Regions from separate parts of the Mus musculus genome. Here region 2 is linked to region 1. Evidence: chromatin loops called from intact Hi-C (ENCODE). Cell type or tissue: left cerebral cortex. All regions are shown on one strand.

The links. A loop is a pair of places that touch in the nucleus more often than their neighbours do. Peaks named below come from ENCODE experiments on the same cell type or tissue, not always from the same donor. Only the 100,000 strongest peaks of a DNase experiment are listed, where the experiment ranks them.
Region 2: it touches region 1 in a loop (2.4-fold over the local background); 4 of 42 quality-filtered maps call a loop at or near these places.

What each region holds. Positions count from the first base shown.
Region 1 is chr5:12,560,147-12,565,146 of GRCm38, reverse strand. Sema3d (sema domain, immunoglobulin domain (Ig), short basic domain, secreted, (semaphorin) 3D) reads right to left here. Exons shown (of 18, transcript NM_028882.4): 12 at 1,776-1,998. Among named protein-coding and RNA genes, the nearest start is that of Sema3d, 180 kb to the right of the region's middle. In left cerebral cortex, CTCF peaks have their summits at 108 (motif pointing left) and 2,779 (motif pointing left); DNase peaks (open chromatin) are centred at 158 and 2,757.
Region 2 is chr5:13,117,597-13,122,596 of GRCm38, reverse strand. It overlaps the pseudogene Gm10108. Among named protein-coding and RNA genes, the nearest start is that of Gm52804, 25 kb to the left of the region's middle. In left cerebral cortex, no CTCF peak of the experiment used is centred here; a DNase peak (open chromatin) is centred at 2,773.

The DNA.
Region 1 (5,000 bases):
AATTTTTAAAAATCACTCTAGGATGTTCAAAACTGTTAAATACATTTTACAGTACAAAACTTTTAAAATAATCATATTTTTCTGAGGAAAGGTTAGGCAGTACCACCTAGTGGCTGAGGGCTGCCTATGATAGTGAGCTGTTACCAGCCTGTGGCTGAGGGCTGCCTACGATAGAGAACTGTTACCAGCCTGTGAGTGAGCTTTGCCTGGACAGAACAATTAAATTTAGCTCATGAGAGTTAATAGGAGACTAATTAAAGTCCTGACCCTTAGGTAGTCATTGCTGCATTCTCAGAAATGGAACATCTCTTAGATTATCTGTTTTGCACTTGCCCTCTATGATATCATTAGGCCTCACAGGAGCTGTTTACTGGCCCTAGGAGTTACTACATGGTCCTTCTCATAATAAGCCTAAATTTGCAGAACCGTGATAGTGCTTAAGGGCTAAATAATTCTAAAATCATTTTATATTCTAAAGAACCTGTTCCAATAAAATAACAACTAAAACTCCTCAAAGAACACATATACTATAGGATGAAGTCCTAAGGGTACACGTTGTCTTTTCTGTCCCAGAACACTGTTGTTGCATAACATTTTTCTTAATTTAGAAATCACCAAATATGCAACATTATTTATGTAAAATGTATGTGCATATATGTATGCATATATGTGTCTCTCTATTTACACATATGTATATATATATATATATTCCTTATCATTTAAAAGCATATAATATACAATTTAAAAATGTTGGCAAACTATTAGCTGATGTTTATTTGTATCATGTGTGTGTGTGACACACACACACAAACACACACATATATATATATATATGTGTGTGTGTGTATATATATATACATATCAATATGTATCTATTGGCAGATAGACAAACAGTCAGATATAGAGACAGACCGACAGATAGGTCCATTACTATTCCTTAGGATAGTCTTGGACTTGTGATTTTCCTCTTTAGCCTAAAATTATAGGTTTTCATTATCACACTTGACCAAAAACATGTTATTTTGATCATATTTTAATTACAAAGTTGACACACAATAAACTGTATTAATAAGAATCCAACAAGTTAATTTTTAAAATAATTTATTTATATTTATTTTATGTGCATGAGTGTTTTGGTTGTATGTATGCATACATGAGGGTGCCAGATCTGGAGGTACAGACAGTTGTGAGCTGCTATGGTCATGCTGAGAATTGAATACAGGTCCTCTGGAAGAGGAGTTAGTGCTCTTAAGTGCTGAGTCATCTCTCCAGTCTCCACAAAATTAACTTTAATCTTCAAAATTCATGGACAAGAAAGTAAACTTCCAAGAAGTTTTATTTGAAAGCATTTACCAAGTAATGCTTAATGATTCTAAGAACTGTCTGTAGGCTAACAAGTCTCTGATTTCCAGGCTAGTGAACGGAGAATTATGGATAGAATTTCCCAGCATCCGGTTGTAGCAACAACAGGTAAACATGGAGACACAGCCTCACCTTACTTACTTTTATTCCTCCATGATTAGACAGATACGTTTTGAGCAACTAGTCTGGAACAGTGTGAAAAACATCGACAATATATGCATTTTAAAACTTCAGTGTGGATGGCAGACATTGCTGATCATTATTTAAATGTACCACCTATACAAGTTCAGGAAAAGCTGGCAAGGTATTACTTAATATTTATTTGACTTTGGATGACAAACATTTTGCAGGTTTTTGTTTTATTTCTCCATTAACAAATAGTTTCTTTGGTTGAAAGTGTGGTCTGATCATACCTGTTCCGAGAAACATGACATCATACTGCCCGTCTTCAGCGACCACGTGATCCACCACTATCTGCGTCAGTCTGTAATCCACGTTGATTCTCTTGAAGGTCGGTGCTCCTGCCACTGGGTACACGGACTTATACATCACAGGGTGCCGCCTTATGAAACTGATAACATCGTCTGGAAAGTCTCGGGTGGACTTAATCAGTGGGTCATAGGTTTTGCTTGGACACTGAAAAGAAAGGTGCACAGGAATAAACACGCTACCTACACACCAGAAAGGTTCGTGCCATGGATAAGACTAAGCAGATGACAGAGCAGTGAGGAACTCTGATGTGTGGTGAGAGCAGCTCCAATAGAGTTAAATCTATGCTTCTTCTCCAAAACATTCAAAATTATGTGACTTTACCTGAATTTTCCAAGATTTCTCGAGTGTAATGTTTCTTTCTTAAAAATATTATTGTTTTAAATAAAGATTTTTTTTTTTAAATCAAGCAAGATGGTACATCCATTTAATTACAAAACAGGGCCAGGGCAGGAGGACCCAGTTTTAGAGGCTACCCAAACAAATGCAGAGTTCAAAGTCAGCCTATGTTCCAGAACGAAAACAAATTGCATTACCACCCACAACCCAAAAGTTTCTAATGATGATACTGGAAGCTTAAATTGATGAAGCTGTCATGAAAATGATCTTTAAGCCCCTGAATGTATAGAAAGCTTTTATTTTCAATAATAAAAAAATAGGATTCCTTTCCAATTTTCCTGTTTATTAAAAATTAAAAGGATCAAGTCGACACGTCATAAAATTAGCTCCAAAAGAGCTTTAAGTGCTTGAGGTTGTAATTATACACTTCTGCTACAGCTACTCTGAAAATTAGGCCATGCCCCAACCTGCAGCCTTTCCCCTGAGCCTAGGCTCTGAGAAGGCACCTCAGGTCCTGTCTCATTTCTGCCTAGAACTGCTTCCTGGGAGCGGGTATTAAAGAAAGAGCTAGCATCAACTGCCCTCTGGTGGTCAGACATAAAAGCACAAGTTGATATGCACCGAGTTTATGACACTTATCTAAAATAAAGGAATGACATTACAATTTGAATATTTTACAAGGTATATATACTCTTTCATATAATGTTTCATTTATGTTTCAAAAGCGGCATCCTAGGAAGTTGTCTTTAATAAAAGGTAACATCACATTTTAATTCTTCTTAGACAAATGACTCGAATAAAACTTATACTTAATCATTACAAGTATATGAAATAAAATTTATGACATCAGATAAAACCTATATTAAAGTTCTTTTGATAGTATCGAAATAAAATAAAAACAAAAGCTAAAAACAAATCAAAGTTTTCTAAAAAGTGATAACACAAAATGAAGTTTCCACTGAACAAAGGCATTTTAATTAGGGACTAATTAGATTCATGCCAGAGCTTCAGGGTCTTCCCCTCAGGGGTCAAAGGTGCATTGTTAGCTGAAGATCCTGGGGTAAACAGCTATCCCTCCAGATTGCATGTCAATACAACCATAACGATCCATTTTAAAGGAGAATGTCCACCAAAGAGGTTACACAAACAATTTTAAAGACTTGATAGTCATCTTTTAACTAATTTGAGAATATTTATCTTTACAGAAGTCTTGAATGGCTACTATTAAGAAACTGACCCTTTCCCAATGTCAATTTTTTTTCCTGTTTCATTTTGTTTTGTTTTTTTGTTTTGTTTTGTTTTGTTTTGTTTTTGGGTTGTTTGTTTGTTTGTTTGTTTTGTTTGTCCTAGGTCTGTGTGAAGGAGAATAGAAATGTCCTACATCATTAGCTTGTTTGGTATTCATTTAGCATCTCTATCACTGAAGGCTGGCAAAGTCTGTGTGTCTATCCCTGTTTTGTGCATTTGCCTCATCCACAGAGAGTCAGTCAGCTTAATAGAGGAAGGAGCCTGTTGTTAAGTGTACTGAAATGTATATCAACGTAGATCACACTGCGCTCTTTCCCAAGTCTAGTCTGTACATTGGAGACTTACTCAAAGGCATTCCCAGAAGGCACATGTCTCAGAACGTCGTCAGGTCAGTCTGATTGATTTAACACTAAAAGCAAGATTTTGACTGTATGATATGTTGGAAAGAGTCCTTTGAGTTAATAATTTTTTAAAAAAATAGAAATGAAACAACAACAACAAAAATCCTCAGACTTTGTAGCTGTAGTTACACAGTAATCAGAATTTCAAAATTCAGAAATTCATGAGTCAAGCCACAGTTTTTTTGTTATGAAATTTAAAAACACATGTTCCCCTGGAAGCAAGTGCTACTAAATAAGATATAATAAGCATTTAGCAAACCTGCAGCTGCCAACTATCCTCACAGCTTGCTCCTCACAGAAAAGGATAAAAACTAAGAGATAACAAGAGAGGGCAAAGAGAAATCTGGTTTCTATTGACAGGTACAGGAAGACTTTTGGAAATACATTTTCTTCTTATGGCAGCTTTCCCTGTGGCATGTGGCCAGTGTTCTGCTGAGACCTTTGGCCCCTGGTTGCTAGGAGTGATTGCAGACCCTCACCGTTATGATCACACAAGTGAAATTGGTTTAGGAGTGTTACTCCCCGAGGTTGAAGGTAGGACAGTATGAACCCATTAGTGTTGTTTTAGTACATTCAATCCAGTGTGTGTTTGGTTTGGTGTTATACAACTCACAACTACACAGGTCCAGCAACTATTCAGGCAAAATAGGAATGAAAGTCCCATGAAGGGGAAACAAAAAAGATAAAGAAATACACCATCAAGGAAAAGCCGATTTGGTTATTAATTTTCCTTCAAGGATCTCACCGAAGCTGTATGCCCTAGGTGGTAGTGTGGGTATGTGTATATTCTTTGAAATTTGTGACTATTTTCATAATTCCTCTTAATAGCCCACCCTCCATAGCATCCCCTGTTTCTTCCTGGGGTTTCCTAGCATTTATCTGGCTCCTATGAAAAGAAGGAATTCTGGCTCATTAACTGTGTTTTCCTTACTCCTCTTAAAACCTCTTACAACAGCTTAAACTTTGAGAGAATACAAAATTTGAACAGAGAACTTTCGGTCAGACTTTAAACCGCCAACACATTGCAGGATATATGGCAAAAGCTTAAGACAAAAGAGATGAGGCCTAGACAAACTCTGAGATGCCAGGGTGCAGCTCACAGCAGCTGGCCTGCTGTCTGAGTCAGACAGCTGGAGTTAGCCAGGTGTGATTCTGTTCTGT
Region 2 (5,000 bases), 560 kb before region 1:
GTGGGCGCTGATTTTAAAGTAAAAAAAAAAAAAACACTACTGCTGTGTGGAACATAAATCTCTTGTAAAATATTAGATAGGATAGCAATTAATTTCTATTTTCTCTATTTAGGGCTAAAAATGAGATTGAGGTTTAAGACTGAATTGTTTTATCAGTCTCAGCAGATTCAGAATTTAAATTTAAAACTAATTCACCAGGAAAGCAAATGAGACTTTTACATTTTTACATTTTCCAGTTCCACATAAAACACCATAATATATTTTCATTGAATATTTTTTATATATCTTGGCTAAACATAGAACGTGCTGGAAATATCCCAAGAAACAATGTCCTGGAGAGCTATTAGTCTAACTTTTATATGTACATTTGGATAAGGTTTGGAGAAGCATACTGACTTCTTATGATTTATCTCTGATTTTATCTACAAGTCATTATGCAAACTTATACTCAAGAGGATTCTCTTTAACAAATGTTATCTAGTTTATGAACCAAGTGATCCACTGTTGACTGGTTTTGCCTTGTAAGAAAATAAAAATAAGAATGTCCCTACCCTCCAACATGTTTATGAGGGCCCCTATCTCTAAAGCCCTTTTACTATCTACATTCCTGATTCCTCTGATCATAATTTCCTGTTTTTTGTATTATGACTTTAGTAATATTAGTAATGGATGTGAAAGTGTTATTAACAACCTAATTTCAAGTATTTAATTTGCAGTGCAATAGAAACATTTCATTCGATGTGAATAGTTAAGATGTTGTTTACCAGCGCGGGACGTCTGTCTTCGAGTCCGAACGTTCGCGGTGTTGACCAGCCCGGAACGAATTAAAAATGAGTGATGTTGAAAAAGGCAAGAAGATTTTTGTTCAGAAGTATGCCCAGTGCCACACTGTGGAAAAGGGAGGCAAGCATAAGACTGGACCAAATCTCCACGGTCTGTTCGGGCGGAAGACAGGCCAGGCTGCTGGATTCTCTTACACAGATGCCAACAAGAACAAAGGCATCACCTGGGGAGAGGATACCCTGATGGAGTATTTGGAGAATCCCAAAAAGTACATCCCTGGAACAAAAATGATCTTCGCTGGAATTAAGAAGAAGGGAGAAAGGGCAGACCTAATAGCTTATCTTAAAAAGGCTACTAATGAGTAATTCCACTGCCTTATTTATTACAAAACAAATGTCTCATGGCTTTTAATGTACACCATAATTTAATTCACACACCAAATTCAGATCATGAATGGCTAGCAATGTTTTTGTTGGACAGTCCTGATTTAAGTAAAACTGACTTGTCATAAAGTGGGTACGGTCTTTATTAAAGCAACAGTTCCAGTTGTATACATGCTACCACGGCTCTCCCTTTCTCAAGATAAGATTGGACTTAATTAGCAATGTTTTACTTTCCATAAATAGGGGCATGTCACCTCAAACCTACTAAATGGTTTTATACTTAGATTTATATAACTGGGCATATGAATATGCTTAAACACTGGGAAAATTCTATCACTGTCTCAGAAACAAGAAGACTCAAATGTGTTTCAGTTTGTGTTCACTGGCCTCTTTCAGGTCATGGCTAACCACCAGGAGGCAACTATCTATTCGTGACAGTGCAGTTTTAATTAGAATTCCCTACATCAAGGATGCTGCCTTTTACTATTGAAAGGCATTTGCTGTGGTTTATGTATGATATCAAATAAAGAGTATTTAACACTTAAAAAAAAAAAGATGTTGTTTACCTGTATAGTTTATCATTGGACTCTTTCTTAAGCTTATGTTTACGTGGGTCAAGACTTTGACACCCAAGGGGTAAAACAAGTTGAGTTACTAACTACTTAACGCAGAGTTCAGTTTGATCATAGACTCTCACGCTGATCCAAGTTGCAAGTTGATATTTCTGACAAAAATACTTTAGTTCTTAAATATAAATAGGGTTCATATTAATTCCTTCAAAATTTCTACGTCTGCTTTTATAATCTACAATTTCATTGTTAGACCACCTGAGTAAGGCATGGATTCATGATTTCTTTTGGACTTGTATGTTTTCTTCCCTGTGTGGTGAGGGTGAGGTAAAATTACTAGTGAAGACAGGATTGGATGACATACGCACACATGTTCATCTGGAAAATATTTGGAAATTAGTCAACTGGGTGAAAAAAATTTGATGAAAAATTCAATAATTATAGTTTCTTTTATTAGACAACACACAAATTGCTTGGTATATCCACATGCAGAGAGTTGCCTAGAAACTGTAGCAGCTAGCAGAAATGAATGTGTGACATAAATTCTCCCTTGAAGGCAAGGAAGAAGCTAAATCTGTTTTTTGAGGTTGGACTTCTAAACCCTAAGACAAATGCTTAAAGAAATAAAAATACATCTTTACAAATATTAAGTTTTGATCATAAAATTAAAATGATTGATCCTTATCTTCTGAGAAAACGAAAGTGATATGTTCAGAAAAGTCACATGAGCCTTAATTTCTTGCTAGTCTTTAGCAATTAGAAGTACACCATTTGGCCCCCTGATTTGACACACATACTTGTAATTATAGGCAGTCATGTACATGTATCTGAGTCTTTTTGCTAGACTTGGCATTGAATGTGACTACTCGCTTTTACTGCCTGCCTTATATCTTTCAGAAAAAGATAGCTGATCATATTTCCAAGATTCAAGAGTGTTTCCATAGTCTTCTGTGAAACGTTACCTTTTTTCTATCAAAAGGTTTAAATCTTGTCAACAGTGATCTGGTGGAAGCACTGCAGTGCATTTGGGTTGCAGATATTTATATTCTGCTCTGGAGGCATCTGAAGTGCTAAGGCGCATGCTTCACCTACTCAAGGAAAGGAGTCTCAGAAGAGTGAAAGCTGGTTTTCATTGTTCAGATAACAACTCTACAGTATGTCAGCGTTTCACAGTGGCACATTACATGTGTTGTTTTATTTATGTGATGGGACGGTGTGAGGAGGAGATCCAGATTTGGGTATTGAAATCATCAAGAACAAAAATCTTTATTATCGAGTGTACTCTGTCACATCAGATACAAATAAACTCGAACTCACAAATTCATCTTACTCATTTAAACTTACCTAACATCCCTGTCAAACAAATAATTTTCCAATCATTTTTATTGAGTGCTAGCTATATTCAATAGGGTTAATATAAAGTCACACTTGATGCAACTGGTGACGATAAGTTGAGAAGTTGTCAATTCTAATGATCATGGGTCAACCAGTTGAATTATTAGTCCTGGATTTTAAAAAGTACCCTCTGATTTTCTCAAATTCAATATATATATACACATACATATACATATACACATACACATACACATACACATACACATACACATATACATATATATATATATATATACAGTGTGTGTGTGTGTTTCTGTGGTTATATTCATTTATAAGTGCAATTTCAATGGATTACAGAAATTGGATCTCATGGATCTAGTTATAGGAGGTTATGGGTCACTTTGCATGGGTGCTGAGAACAGAACCAGTGCCTTCTGCAAGAGCAGTAATGCTGAGACATCTCTTAGGACCTTGGTTTTTCAAATTTGACAGTACATATGTAATATCTCTAAGTATCACTTTACATTATCCTTAGTAATTGTGCTATTAATAGTACAAATATACGTACTTTAAAATATGATGCACACTTAGGTGCATTATATTCAAGACTCAGGTATTAGCTCTATATGTGGTATCAAAAGATAACAGAATAAAGATATAACACTACTGACATATGTATATTAGTTCTTCAGAGGTAAGTCAAATAAATATAATGTTTCAAGATAAAACACATAAAAAGTTATAAGTGCCAGGAGGGCTTCTGTTCTTGGAGATGTCTGAAGACACTAAGGCTATGTGAATATGATATTGGCAAAGATCACAGATTAGCAAATTAATACTAATGTTAGTAACACAATGCATTCTAAAATCTCATCAAATGCCCTTAGTTATGCTAGTTATTACTCAAACACTGTCATGACAATGTGCTTACCAGTGCAATGTAGAGAAGAAAACGATCAAGAGTAGACCTAAACATCACATTTTAGGAATTATCTTTTGAGCATTGCATTGGCTAGTTCTGTGTCACCTTGACACAAGTTAGAGTCATCAGAGAAGAAGGAGCCTCAGGTGATGAAATGCCTCCATAAGATCCAGCTTAGAAGGCATCTTCTCAATCGGTAGGCCCGCCCAATCCTTTGTGGATGGTACCATTCTTGAGCTTGTAGTCATGGGTTTTATGAGAAAGCACCTGAACAAGCCAGGCAGAGGAAGTCAGTATTAAGTAGCTGCCCTCAATAACTTCTTCACCAACCAGCTCATGTCTGCAGGATCCTGCCCTGTTTGAGTTTTTTTCTTGACTTCCTTTGGTGGTTAACAGCAATGTGGAAGTCTAAGTTGAATAAACTCTTTACTCACTATCTTGCTTTTGGGTTGTGGTGTTTTGCTGCAGCAAAAGAAACTCTAACAAAAAAAAAGTATCAAGTGGAAATCAATGTAGACCTTCATAAAGAGTCAAGAGAATGTTTGGCAAAACATTTTTTCTAGAAGCTTCACAGATGAAAAGAAAACCACCATTTTGAAAAATATGTTTTTCCACAGCTCATCAATTGTTACAATGGTTTGTAGTGATGCTTTGTTTTGAGCTCTAAATGCAACACAAAACAAAGGAAACTGCTAAGAAATAGCATGAAAAATAAAATCTGATAATTACTCAGTATAGGACAGAGAATACAGATACAAAGAAGACATAAATAAATGCAATCTGTCATCTGACAAAACAGGGTGACCTCCTATCTTTCTAATGACAGTGTTTATGTAAGGTTACACTTAAGAGCTAACTACACAGACACAAAATATTAGTCTCCATATACAAAAGAGATTTGATTTATAAACACCATCATATGCTGTTTTTCATTATTGTTCTGTAACAGAAGGCAACACAGTTTGTGTTTTTTTTCTTCTAAAATTATACGTGAAGTCTTCATTGCTC